Regions from separate parts of the Mus musculus genome. Here region 1 is linked to region 2. A link is a contact called in ENCODE Hi-C or POLR2A ChIA-PET data. All regions are on one chromosome and are shown on one strand. Each heading gives the region's core, a stretch centred on a gene start or an enhancer-like site at or near the end of the contact. The rest is flanking DNA. Distances are from core to core; before and after follow the strand shown.

Evidence for each region. A loop is a pair of places that touch in the nucleus more often than their neighbours do. ChIA-PET counts read pairs that join two places held with the same protein, here RNA polymerase II (POLR2A).
Region 1: a map of heart shows a loop between it and region 2 (2.3-fold over the local background). The contact joins the promoter of Synm here to the enhancer-like site in region 2. A Hi-C loop is called at or near these places in 11 of 37 maps with a recorded cell type or tissue (adrenal gland, gastrocnemius, heart and 1 more). POLR2A ChIA-PET finds 5 or more read pairs at or near these places in 2 of 5 experiments (Patski and embryonic stem cell).

Annotation. Positions count from the first base shown.
Region 1 is chr7:67,755,941-67,762,006 of GRCm38, reverse strand. Synm (synemin, intermediate filament protein) reads left to right here and starts at 2,265. Exons shown (of 5, transcript NM_207663.3): 1 at 2,265-3,188. The coding sequence starts at 2,379.
Region 2 is chr7:67,708,828-67,714,658 of GRCm38, reverse strand. Ttc23 (tetratricopeptide repeat domain 23) reads right to left here. Exons shown (of 11, transcript NM_001168475.1): 8 at 5,208-5,335; 9 at 3,156-3,305. It overlaps Gm34140 (a long non-coding RNA gene), which reads left to right. Exons shown (of 3, transcript XR_391564.4): 2 at 17-66; 3 at 248-3,156. Among named protein-coding and RNA genes, the nearest start is that of Gm34140, 5.6 kb to the left of the region's middle. Within about 2 kb of position 4,223, at least 1 of the 3 ENCODE cell types and tissues checked has a DNase peak (open chromatin) inside an H3K27ac peak, as active enhancers do; it is heart, where a contact is called at or near this core.

The DNA of each region.
Region 1 (6,066 bases), core at 1,016-3,515, 49 kb before region 2:
TTTTGAGTATTTATCTCCCTCTTGTTGTATTGTGAATTATAAGCTTGTATACTTATTTTCCACAGTAGCTGTGTTGACCCCATGGTTCACATGTAACAACTGGCAGCCTCACACAGCAGGAGACCTATCCCATACACCACTGCCAGGCTTCTGCAGTGGGAGACCCTGGCAGGAGAGCAGCAGGAAAGAGAGGTTGGGCTCACCTTCTCCCTTCTAGGGTATATTCTGCAGCTCTCCTCTGTCCAGAGGCCGTATCTCAGAACTCCAGGCTCCGCTAGCACTTGGGCACAAAGGCTCTTGGTTTGCTACTCCCTAGGTCACTGGTGCTTCTCCACCCCCACATCCTTCGCAAATAGCCCTCTCCTCCCTCCCACTTGGTTAGGCTCTTCTTTTTGAATGTGCAGCCTTTGCCTGCTCAGGTTGGCTCCCCTGGTCACCTCTAATATGCTCACTTCTTCCCACACTTCACAGTCATATATTTAAGGACACTAGCCCATGTCTCCGAATCTCAGTTCTGAGGATTAAGTCTGATCAGTGGGATATTGTTTTGCAATAGTAAGCAGTAGCACAAGTTTTTGACTTTGTCTTTCTTCTGCTAAGCTATGCCCCCAGAGCAGTCATCTCCTGAGAGATGGGTTTACAGCAGAAGTGAGGAGAAGTTTTGAGTTTTACAATTCAACACTCGGGGTGGGGGTGGGGGGAAGCAAGAAAAACCCAAGGAGTCAGAGCAAAGCAACCTCTTAATTGGGGCCAATGATGTGTGATGGCTCCCTACCTCTAGACAGAACTGGAAGTCTGGACATTCAATATGATGAGAGTTAACGGTTCCAGCTGAGTCCAGGTGACTCTGTAGCTGCCCTGTGAGGGTCGGCTGTTGTGGGGTGGTCAAGGCCAGGGCGCTCAGGATGAGTAATCTAGAAGGTTGAGTGATGATCACCAAGGACCAAAGTGTTGATGTGCCCCTGTGGATGGGAGAACGGAAGAACAGAGTCCAGGGCTCCCAGGCCAATGCCTTGGTGCTGAATACCCCCCACCCCCCTACTTAGGGCCACCTGTGCCTATTCCTGCGCTCTGTAATGCTACTGACTCTGGCTACCATCCTTTGTAACTGTCGTGTAATGCAATGAGATGCAAGTATGCACAAACTGAGAGAGCTGTGGTTTCTATGGCAATTAAACTAAGTGCTTTAAGGGCACACTGCTGAAAGAAGAGACAGCGGCCCCCCTCCCAGGCTGTCATAATGGGGGTGTGTATAAGGCAGTTGCAAAAGTCTGGAGAGATGGTAGGTGTCTAGAATGTTCTGTGCTCAGAGCACTTCAAAGTCTTTCTAGGTTCTTTCTCCACCAGAATGATGCTAATATTGCAAAGCATAAAGTCCCATGAAGGTGGTTTGTGCAAGTAAGAAGGTAACAGCGTTTCCCACTCTGCGTGGAAAGGAAATCTTACCTAAACATATAATATTGGCAAATGGAGATGCATTCATGCCAGAAGTTAAAAATGTATATGTAGGGCTGAAGACATGACTCAGTGGTTAGGGGCACTGGCAGCAGAGCATGTGGTTTCAATTCTCAGTACCCACATTTTGGCTAACAACTGCCTTTAACTCCAGTTTCACGGGGATTTGACGCCCTCTTCTGGCGTCTGTGTGCACCGTCGTGGTACAAATACATGCAGGCAAAACACTCACACACATAAAAAATAAAAGCAAAATTACTGAAATGGTCTTAGTTTAAAAAACATAACAGGTATATGTGTATATACGGATGTGCAATATACATGCGCAAAGTTGTTTTGTGGTGGTGGATATTGATATCCAGGCCTGGCATATTCTTTATCTGGCAAGCTCTTTATTGTTGAACTATAACTCTAGTTTAAAGAATACACCTCCTGCCCCTCATCTCCAGAGCAACCAATTAGAAGCTTCCTCTACGAAAAGGATCTCTCATTTAATGGCAACTATTTTTCATTAAAGAAAGCTGGGACTCAGGGGTGCCTTAGTTGCGCCCTAGGAGTAGCAACGGGGAGCCTCATAAGGTGTCCCAGATAGCCAGCACGCAGTAATCCGACAACCCACGTGGGATTACCCTGGGCCACCAGGGGGGCCAGTGCTGGGCAGCCTCGCCATGGCCCGATCTGTCCGGCAGGGGGCGCTGTCCGGCCGCAGTGGCCGCGCGGGCCGCGTCCTGATTGGCTGGAGGCGATGGCCCAAGTCCACAGCCGCGCGACCGGGCCACTAAGTGGGGAAGCTCGCCAGTCGGTGCGCCAGTCCAAGGGCCTCCGAGGCAGCGGCGCGGCGGGCGCGGCGCGGCGGGGCGGAGGGGACAAGATCAGGGCAGGAGGCAAGCGGCTAATCGAAAGGGTCCGGCACACCCAGCAAGATGCTGTCCTGGCGGCTGCAGACGGGCTCTGAAAAGGCGGAGCTGCAGGAGCTCAACGCCCGGCTTTACGACTACGTGTGCCGGGTGCGAGAGCTGGAGCGCGAGAACCTGCTACTGGAGGAGGAGTTGCGCAGCCGGCTGAGCCGGGAGGACCGCTGGGCTGAGGATCAGGCACTCTACGCCGAGGAGGCGCGCAGCCTACGACAGCAGCTAGATGAACTGAACTGGTCCACAGCCCTGGCCGAGGGCGAGCGCGACGCGCTGCGGAGGGAACTGCTGGAGCTGCAGCGGGAGGGTGTGGAAGCCGGCACTGCCCGCAGCCGCCTGGATGCCGAGCTGGGAGCGCAACGGCGGGAGCTAGAGGAGGCTCTGGGCGCGCGCGCCGCCCTCGAGGCGCTGCTGGGCCGGCTGGAAACTGAGCGCCGCGACTTGGACGCTGCCCACGAACGCCAAGTGCGAGATCTACGAGCCCGCGCTGCCAGCCTCACCATGCACTTCCGAGCCCGCGCCACCAGCCCCGCCGCGCCCCCGCCGCGCCTGCGGGACGTGCACGACAGCTACGCCCTGCTGGTGGCCGAGTCGTGGAGGGAGAGCGTGCAGCTGTACGAGGACGAGGTGCGCGAGCTGGAGCAGGCGCTGCGCCGCGGCCAAGAGAGCCGGCTCCAGGCGGAGGACGAGGCGCGGCTGTGCGCGCAGGAGGCAGACGCGCTGCGGAACCAGGCGCTGGAGTTGGAGCAGCTGCGCGCGAGGCTGGAGGATGAGCTGCTGCGGATGCGCGAGGAGTACGGGATGCAGGCGGAGGAGCGGCAGGTCCGTGGGCAGGGACCGCGCCCCTTCCCTAATAGCCTGTACACGCACCCCTGTGCACCCAGTAGGCGAGCAGCAGGGGTTCCCGGGACACCCAGCTGGTTCAGCCCCACCCAGGGAAGCGTACGCTGCCAGCAGCTTTGCTATTTATGAAGCGACGGGATTCTGGCATATAGCTAGTCTAAGAATAAGGGGTTGGTGCAATGATCCTTAAATCGGAGGACTGACGCCATGTGACAGGTCCCGGTGGCTAGCCTAGTGCCCATCATCCTGTTAGTTGGATTACCTTTAGATCCAGACGTGTCTAGGCACATCCTGATCAACGATCCTGTTAGTTCTGTTTTTGTTCTCTCCTCTCCTCTCCTCTCCTCTCCTCTCCTCTCCTCTCCTCTCCTCTCCTCTCCTCTCTTCTTTTCTTTTTCTTTTTCCTGCGCTTTTGTAGAGCTTGTAGCCTGAAATCCAAAACTCAGCCCAGACTTCAGACCTGGATAGGCAACACATTGAGAGGTTGCAAGGCACTGCCAAGTCCTCCCCAGGAGGCTCACCATGCTTAAAGAGGGCTCCAAGCACCTTTTTGTTTTGTTTTGTTTTGTTTTGTTTTTGTTTGCCAGAATGATTTCCCAGCTGGAGACAGCTGCTTGTAGCTCCTCGAGCAGATGTCTTATTTTTCTGGTTTTTGTTTCTTCCCGCGAGAGGACTAAGTAACTGTCATACAGAAAAAGGGTCAGAGTTGTTTTGCTCACAGTACGAGCTGAGGGCAGATCTCTGGGTTGTGTAAAAACCAGGAGAAAGCAGGACCCTGTGGTGAGATGTTATTACAACTACAGACTAATATAAACGGTTCTTATGTCAGAGCAGCTGAGCTCTAACCCTCTGACGATGTGTGCGGATACCTGTGGCTGATTTATTCTCTGGACGCTCAGTTTGGCCCTAGTGTTTGGCTCCCAACCTAGCTCACTCCCAGCCAGAATTGGAATTACTCCCAAATCACACGATGAGGGGCTCTCAGGAAGTTGGTCTGGAGTAAGATGAGCACAACTTCAAGAAATATTTGAAGAGAAGAGTTTGCAGCTAGGAGCTGAAGGTTGGAGATGTTGTGATGTCATTTTCTAAAATGTGTGGAGTGGATGACTGGGGTGATGTGACCAGCAGCTGGTAGTCAGCATCTCTTTTTTTTTTTTTTTTTTTTTTTTTTTCTGGTTCCCCAGCGATGGGCTAGGATTTTGGTAGCCAAAGAGCTGGAGAGTGGGTGGGAGATCATGGACCTTGAAGAAGCTCTGGCTTTAAGGTTCTTATAACAGCCTAACCTTTTCCCACTAATAAAATCTTCAGGAGCAAATCTGAGACAGAGAAGCAGAGTTCCCCAAATGGAGGAAAGACTAGGAATTGGAAGTATGTATAGAATCACTGTCCAGCCCTTCCACAAGGACTCCAGACCACTAATGAAGTCGTACCTGAGGTCACACCTGACTTGCAATAGGACCCCACCCTTGGCTCCCCACCCTGGGATCTCTCTGTTTCAGAGTTGGCTTTTCCCCCCTGGAAACAAGAGCAGGACAGTGTGAAGGACCTGGATTTCTTCTTCAGTCTCAATTTGTTTAGGTTTTTGCCTTTGCTAAATGTTACCAGCTGCAATCTTACCTGTATTGTAACTCTTTGCCCAGCTATCTTAAAGCAACTGCATTTCAGATTCCATTCTGAAACATTTCTCCCCAATCATAAACAGTGTTCCGAATTATATGAAGGAGAAAATATTGTTTCAACCCCAAGCCTTTACCATTCCCCTCCCCCCACCCCAAGTTTCTTAGATGCTCAGTCTGGAGGACTGAAAATATAAAGACTGGCTAAGCTGACTTTCTGTAGAAACGTTGCACTGCTAACAGCCTTGGGAGGCATCAGGCCTAGTCCATGTGTTCACTCTTAGTCCGCACACCAATCTCAGAAGGTGGATACTAACATGAGCCCTGTTTTACAGATGGTAAAGACGAGGGTGAGCCATCAGTCTATAAGTGGCCAAAACAGAGTTCCATCCAGGCTCATGTGAGCAGCTCACTGCTGGGCCATGCGTCCTCTCTTAAACCTTTAACTTTGCACAGGTCCAGTGATAACTGCTTTTTCTAAGGGCTAGCCCAGAGATAGCCTGCTCTCATGGAACCCGAGGGTGTTTTCAGACCCTTCATGGTGTATTATTCTAGCTTGTATTTTTATTTATTTATTTATTTATTTATTTATTGGCTTTTTTTTTCTGTATCCTAGTGGCAGGGGATGTTAGAAGACCTGCAAGGGGCCTGAGAAAGGCCTTGAAGATGTTGTCATTTACTCCAGCTTTACCCTAGAAACACTGACTTTGTTCTGCGATGGAGACTCTTAGCTGCCAGCTCCAACCATTTGTGAACGATTCCAAAACACTAAGGAGACATTTCTTTTGAAAAGAAGGCAGACAGGATTAGCTGTGTAGTTAAGCTCAGCATTCTTGTAGCCTTCCTATTTGGGGCTGAATTCTGACTCTCACTCTATCTCAGAGTATAAGATTTCTTCAAGATTAAGCTCATTAACCCCTTCCTCGCCCTGTTTCCCGCTCTGTGAAAATGAAAAGCAGCTCACAGGTTGCTATTGGTTGGATGGCTTCTATTAATTTATCCAATTAATGGTGGTTGGGACCTCAGGTGCCAGTCTCCCTCTTTGTAGCTAAGGATAAAGCAGTGAAAAATAACAAAGAAAGAGGCCACAGGAGGCCATGGTGATGTGGCACCAGTGTGTGCTCATCGGGAACCTGGGAAGCCAGCAGAGCTGGACAATGAAGCAGAGGGTGACTGGGATTTTTTGTTTGTTTTTGTTCTGTTTTTTAGATTTGTTTACTTGTTTTTTATTTGCTTGTTTA
Region 2 (5,831 bases), core at 2,974-5,473:
TGCTTTTTTTCCGGAGGCTTCCTGTTTAGCATGACCTTGGGCCCACATCTGGACCATTTAACACAGGTGGGTACATCAGGAAGAGCTACATTTGTTGGAGTCTATCAAGCTACTGTGATAAAAATGAGACAAACAGGTAGCTGCTCGCTCTTAGAAAGTTGCTGGCTTCCAAAGCCCAGTGAGACACTCCAGGAAGCAGACAAGAAAGGCATGTTTAAAGTCCCTGTCTGTGTCCTGCTGTCCACAGGGCAGCCAGTCCGGTCCTCAGATAACAGCAACTGTGGAATGAGAACTGCCCCTACGATAGCATGCGCAGCATCCAAACAAGCTCCCCTTTGTCTCCGATGCTGGCAGATGGCCAGAGAGCTTCAGCGCATCAGAGCCTCTGCTGTCAGGACTGACGGCTAACGAGTCCAAACCAGAGGCAGAAAAAGTCACCTTCCACGCTGGGTTTTGGGATGGTGTGACCTGAAATTTTCTTGAAGCTGAGCTGCAGTATCAGCCAGGGCAGGACCTGAGCAAAGCACAGACAGATCTCTAGGCCCTGGTCCCACCCCAGAGATGACAGGACAGTGATCACGATGCAGAAGCATGAGACCTACGCTTGTCTGTCACTGGAACAAAGGACAGAGCTGAGTTTTGCTGAACAGCAGAGCGTTCTGAAACAACTGACTTAACGCTCCAGAGCCCAGGCCTTTCCCTGCGGACAACGTGATCTGCTAGTCTGCCGGGAAGACGAGAAATGGCTCGTCCACACCTGGCCACATCAAACTGTCCCAATCTCATGGTGGGAGACAACTACCAAAAATGAAAATGTAAAAAACTTCACGCGATTATTTTGCAAACTTTATACAAATAAATAAAAATCTGTAAATTAAGTAGTTAATTACTTAGAAAGCAAAATGATTCAATTGCCAATAGAAAGCTCCAATAGCCTGCTTTTTGTAGAATAGAGAAGAATTTAAAGGGATTTTTCCACAACAAAAGTACAAGCCCAAAGGGTCTCCTAAGAGATATAAATTTTTGGACACCATGCATTTGGTAGATGATGATAGAGACAAATTTCCTAATTTTTTGAAGCAAATGCAACAATTAATGCTTAAATATAACATACAAATATCAGTGCCAAAACCTTGAAGTAAATAATAGCAACAGACCTAATTCCTATGATTTGAAATTTTCCCTTGAGAAGCAACGTGTTGGCATTTTAACTCTCAGTGCGACAGGGTTGGGCAGTGAGTCCTGAGAAGGTCCTCCCCGCAAGAGTGGCTCAGTGCTGTTATCTTGGGAATAAGTTCATTGAAAAGACTGAATTCAGTCTCCCTTAGTTTTCTTTTCCCTTCCTATCTTTAACTCCCGTGTTTTGCCTTTGAATGAACAAAACAAACAGGCCACCAACAGATGTAAGCCTCTTGACTTTTGATTTCCCAAAGGTATGAGAAGGAAATTTCTGTTTTTATAAATTCCTCTGTCTCTGGATTCTATTATAAGAGTAAAAGTTAGTCTCAGAAAAACCATTTGCAAAAAATAATCCAATGTGATCAAGGGGGAGGATCTATTCCAGGAATGCAAGGATGGTTTAATAAGGGAACAACACATACCGTATGATGTGAATCTGAGAGGACTATGTGGCCAGCCTGCTAACGTTGAAAACAAAAACTGTAATAAAAATTGACATCTATTTCTAACTCTAAAAAGACTCAAGAAACCAGAAACCTCAGCATGATAAAAGTGCATAAACCTTAGTATTAAAGTCGACATCTCCTGTTTGTTTGTTTGATACGGGTTTCTCTGCATAGCCCTGGCTGTCCTGAAATTTGTTCTGCAGATCAGGCTGGAACCAGAGATCTGCCTGTCTCTACCTCCTGAGTGTGGGGATTAAAGGAACCTGGCCTGGAGTCAACATCTCTTGAATGAGGACTCTCTGGAGTTGTTTCTAGTAAGACTGGGAAGAAGGCAAGGGACCCATCACCTCCACTGCTGTTCAGTATTGTGCTACATGAGTGAGCCAAAGCAATTGGATAAAGGAGTTGGTCATAGAACTGAAAATATAAAGTAAAATTAAGTCTATTTGCAGATGATATAATGGTATATCTAGAAAAATGAGAGACTCAATGTTCAAATTAATTCAAGCAATAAAAACTAAGCTAGTTAGAGAGACTATAAAAGTACAAATCCCAATAATCCTTAGATACAGAAAAATAAGTAAAAGTGTGTAACAGTGAATAAATCTACACTTACAATAGTAGCAATAAAATGCACAGAAATGCACTTAATAAATACACACAACTTAGAGCCGGAACACTTTTCAGTGTGTATGAGAGAAACAAGGCAAACACGGACAGACAGGATAGCAGCCCTTGTCCGTGGGTAGAAAGACTCAACATCCCCAGGATGTCAGTTTTCCCAGAACTTACTTATAAATACTTTAATAAAAACAACAAGTATCCAGAACCCCTGATGTTTCAGGGAGAAATCCTGTCTTGCATTACCTCACATGAAATCATTCCACAGAATCCCTGTGACTCAACATGTAATATATTAATATATTAACACCTAAATAAATAGAGATTAGCAGGATAGAACAGAAATCCAGAAACAAGCTCAAGGGCCCATGGGGATTTGGCGCATGCCATCCTAAGCCTGTGACTGGAGCAGTGATGGGCTCTCTGTGACGCGGTCCCCGACAAACCTGTGCTCACTACATCTCTCCGACGGGGAGGTATTTGGGGAAAAGTTAACGTGAGACCTTATCCCATCTGCATAAAGTAGACTCCAGGTTCAGAAGAGGAGCAGAAGAAAACGTGCACAGTCTTTTGTGCTTCCTCCATGAACTGGGCACACAGGAAGGCCACAGTAACCAGGAAGTCTTAGTAAGTCACACTGTGAAAAACTTTACAATATTTGCATGATCAAACCTGACGGATAATTCAGTTTTTGAATGTATTTTAGAGGAACTCTTTTGTCTCCCAAAATGTTAGCTTAAATCTACCACCGAAGCAATGCCATCTTACCTGAATAAGCCATCATAAGTTTTCACTTAAAAGTGTGGTGGAGGGAAGAACTTGGTGGGGGCAGTGTGTGTGTGTGTGTGTGTGTGTGTGTGTGTGTGTGTGAGCTGTGCTTCATGTCAGCACTGGCTCCGCTTTAGTTACCTTCTTTAGCTTCGCGTACGCTCCACTGTTGTTTCCCTGCGCCAGGTCTGCCCTGCCCAGGGCCCGGTACGTTTCTGCCACCTCAGGACTGAAGTCACCAAATGCTCCTACTTTGGCTTCCAGGGACTCTCTCAGGATCATGGCCGCTCTCTGAGAAAAGGACAAAATGTGACGTGGTTTAAAAGTTCGAAGGACTGCTCAGTGCTTAAGAGCACTTGTTCCTGTTGCTGGGGACCCAGGCTCAGCACCCATATGGTAGCTCACCTCTGTAACTCCAGTTCCAGGGGATCCATTGCCCTGCTCTGGCCTCTGCAAGCGTCAGGCATGCAAGTGATACACAGATATACATGAGGCAAAACACTTGCACACATACAGAGATAGAAATAAGGGGCTGGAGATGTGGCTCAGCAGTTATAGCACTGGCTGCTCTTCTACGGGACTGCAGTTCAGTTCCCAACCCCTACATGGCAGCTCACAACTGTCTATAACTTCCGTTCTAGGGGATCGGACACCTTCACACAGACTTACATGCAGGCAAAGCACCAATGTACATAGAATAAAAATAAATTATTAAAAAAAAGAAAGCAATCTTTACAAAAGTTCAGGAACTGAGTAAGATCTGTACCCCTCTCAAGAAAAGTCATGAAGTTAATATATTTTTAACATTTTAGAGAAAAATATTCTTAAGGACTGGGCCACTGTGCTCTGGTTAGGTAGGAAGCAGTAAACAGCATATTTGGGGAGAGAAAGTACAAAATACGAAGGAAGGAAGACACCACAACGGCTCCAGCTAGAACTGGTTCCATCGAGTGGCAAGAGCAGATCTAGCCTGCGTGGAACCCTTAGGTAAACTGGGGCTCAGTTTATGTGTGGTCTGATTTGTTTAGATATATACAACCTTCATTTCTTCTTTCTGAACCAGGAGGAGGCCAAGGTACAGAGCAGCAATGGAGACCTTGCTTGTTCCGGCTGGGCTCATCAGTGGTGGGGCTGGGATCTGTGTCCCCTCCCCGGGGCCTGCTTAGGTGCAGGCATGCCTCCCTCTGCACTGTTGTCCTCAGATAAGAGAAAAGCAGGCTGCACTTGTGGGTCATGCTTCCGGACTTTACGTTCTCACACAGAAGGCATAGGAAGCCAAAAGTAAACACCCCGGGAGCACGATAAACCATTGTGTTTACTTTGTCCTATTTATCTATGCCAACGTGGACTAGAAAAAAATATATGTTGGACAGAAAACAGTATTTCCTGATATTAATTTTTGCAGATATCAAGACACATAGTGGAGAGTCTGTGAACTTCCAACAGGTCCTGAAATTCTCCCCAGATCTACATGAAAACAGTTTCAAAAGGCAAAACAAAGCAAAACCCCACCACCATTAACAACATAATTATGATTGCACAACACCAATGCCAAGTTCAACAGCCAGGACCGCAGAAAGGGCAGCCCTGGGGCACGTGCTGACCCCGTGCCACAGACAGGCGGAGGTGTTAATGAAGAACACCACACCATTTGTTGGCAGGACCATGAGTCTGGGACTGGTGTGTTAAATATGGTGATGTGCAGAAATCAATCTCCGAGGTAAAGCATTGTAACGGGCCAAGTATGGCCCATGAGAGTGCATGAGACTGGAGTCTCCATGCAGACCTGCCTGTACCCACCTGACCCAACACCTGTGTGCGAGGCCTTAGAGGAAGCAAGATGGAAGGTGGGGTCCCCATGGGATTTGACTGCCAGGCTTTGGGAACCCAGTCAGTGATAGTGAGAAGGGCTAGAGTCTTTCCCTGAATGAAACCTGGTATTGCTGTTTCAGCCTGACTAGGGAAACTTGGTGATCATTTAGAGTTGGATGGGCCATTTTCTTTCGAACAGTTTTGTTTCTAAGAGAAAGTACCTGGTCTCTGCCCAGAGTGGCGCCTTTGTTTATTTACCGGAGTCTCTCCCAGTCTAGGCCTGCCCTGTATACAGTCGGTGCACAACAGATGCTGGCAGAGGGAAGAAGTCTTTGGCATGCCATGTGAATAGCTTGAAAATCATGATCTAGGCTCACTTACTTCTTTTTGTCCGGTGGTTTGCAGAAAACTGCAAAACTCATCTTGAATCGAAAGGAACTTGGCTCTTTCCGCTCCTTCGGAATCCTTGATAGAAGTCATGCTTTCCTGAAAGTATTTCTCGGCCACATCTGAGAAGAGCGTAGAACAACAATTTTGAAAATAGCTCAAAGATCTGAGCAGAGATGGAGCAAACATGCTGTTAGTGATGGTGAACCATGAACCGTTTAAAAACGAGCATTTGGACCTGAGACGCCAGTTTAAGGGACTCTCCTGTGCCCATCAACCTGCCTGTGGTGGCAGAAACTAAGTTTCAGGAGGATGCTATAACTTGCTTTCCTTATTTTTCAGAAATTTTAGTGTCCTTAGTGATATCCAAAGCAAAACTAATGGGGTGAGAAAGGAGAAACTGTCCCCAGACCTGAGCATATTAGGGTATTGTCATGTTGACTGAGAGTTCATTATCTCTGCTTAGACATCAGTTACTCATCACAGCTCACATCGTTTTGTGGACTCTAGCTGTAATCTTGTTCTATATTTCTATAACACACACACACACACACATACACACACACACACACACACACATGCACACACGTGCACACACACACGCGCCAATAAACGAAA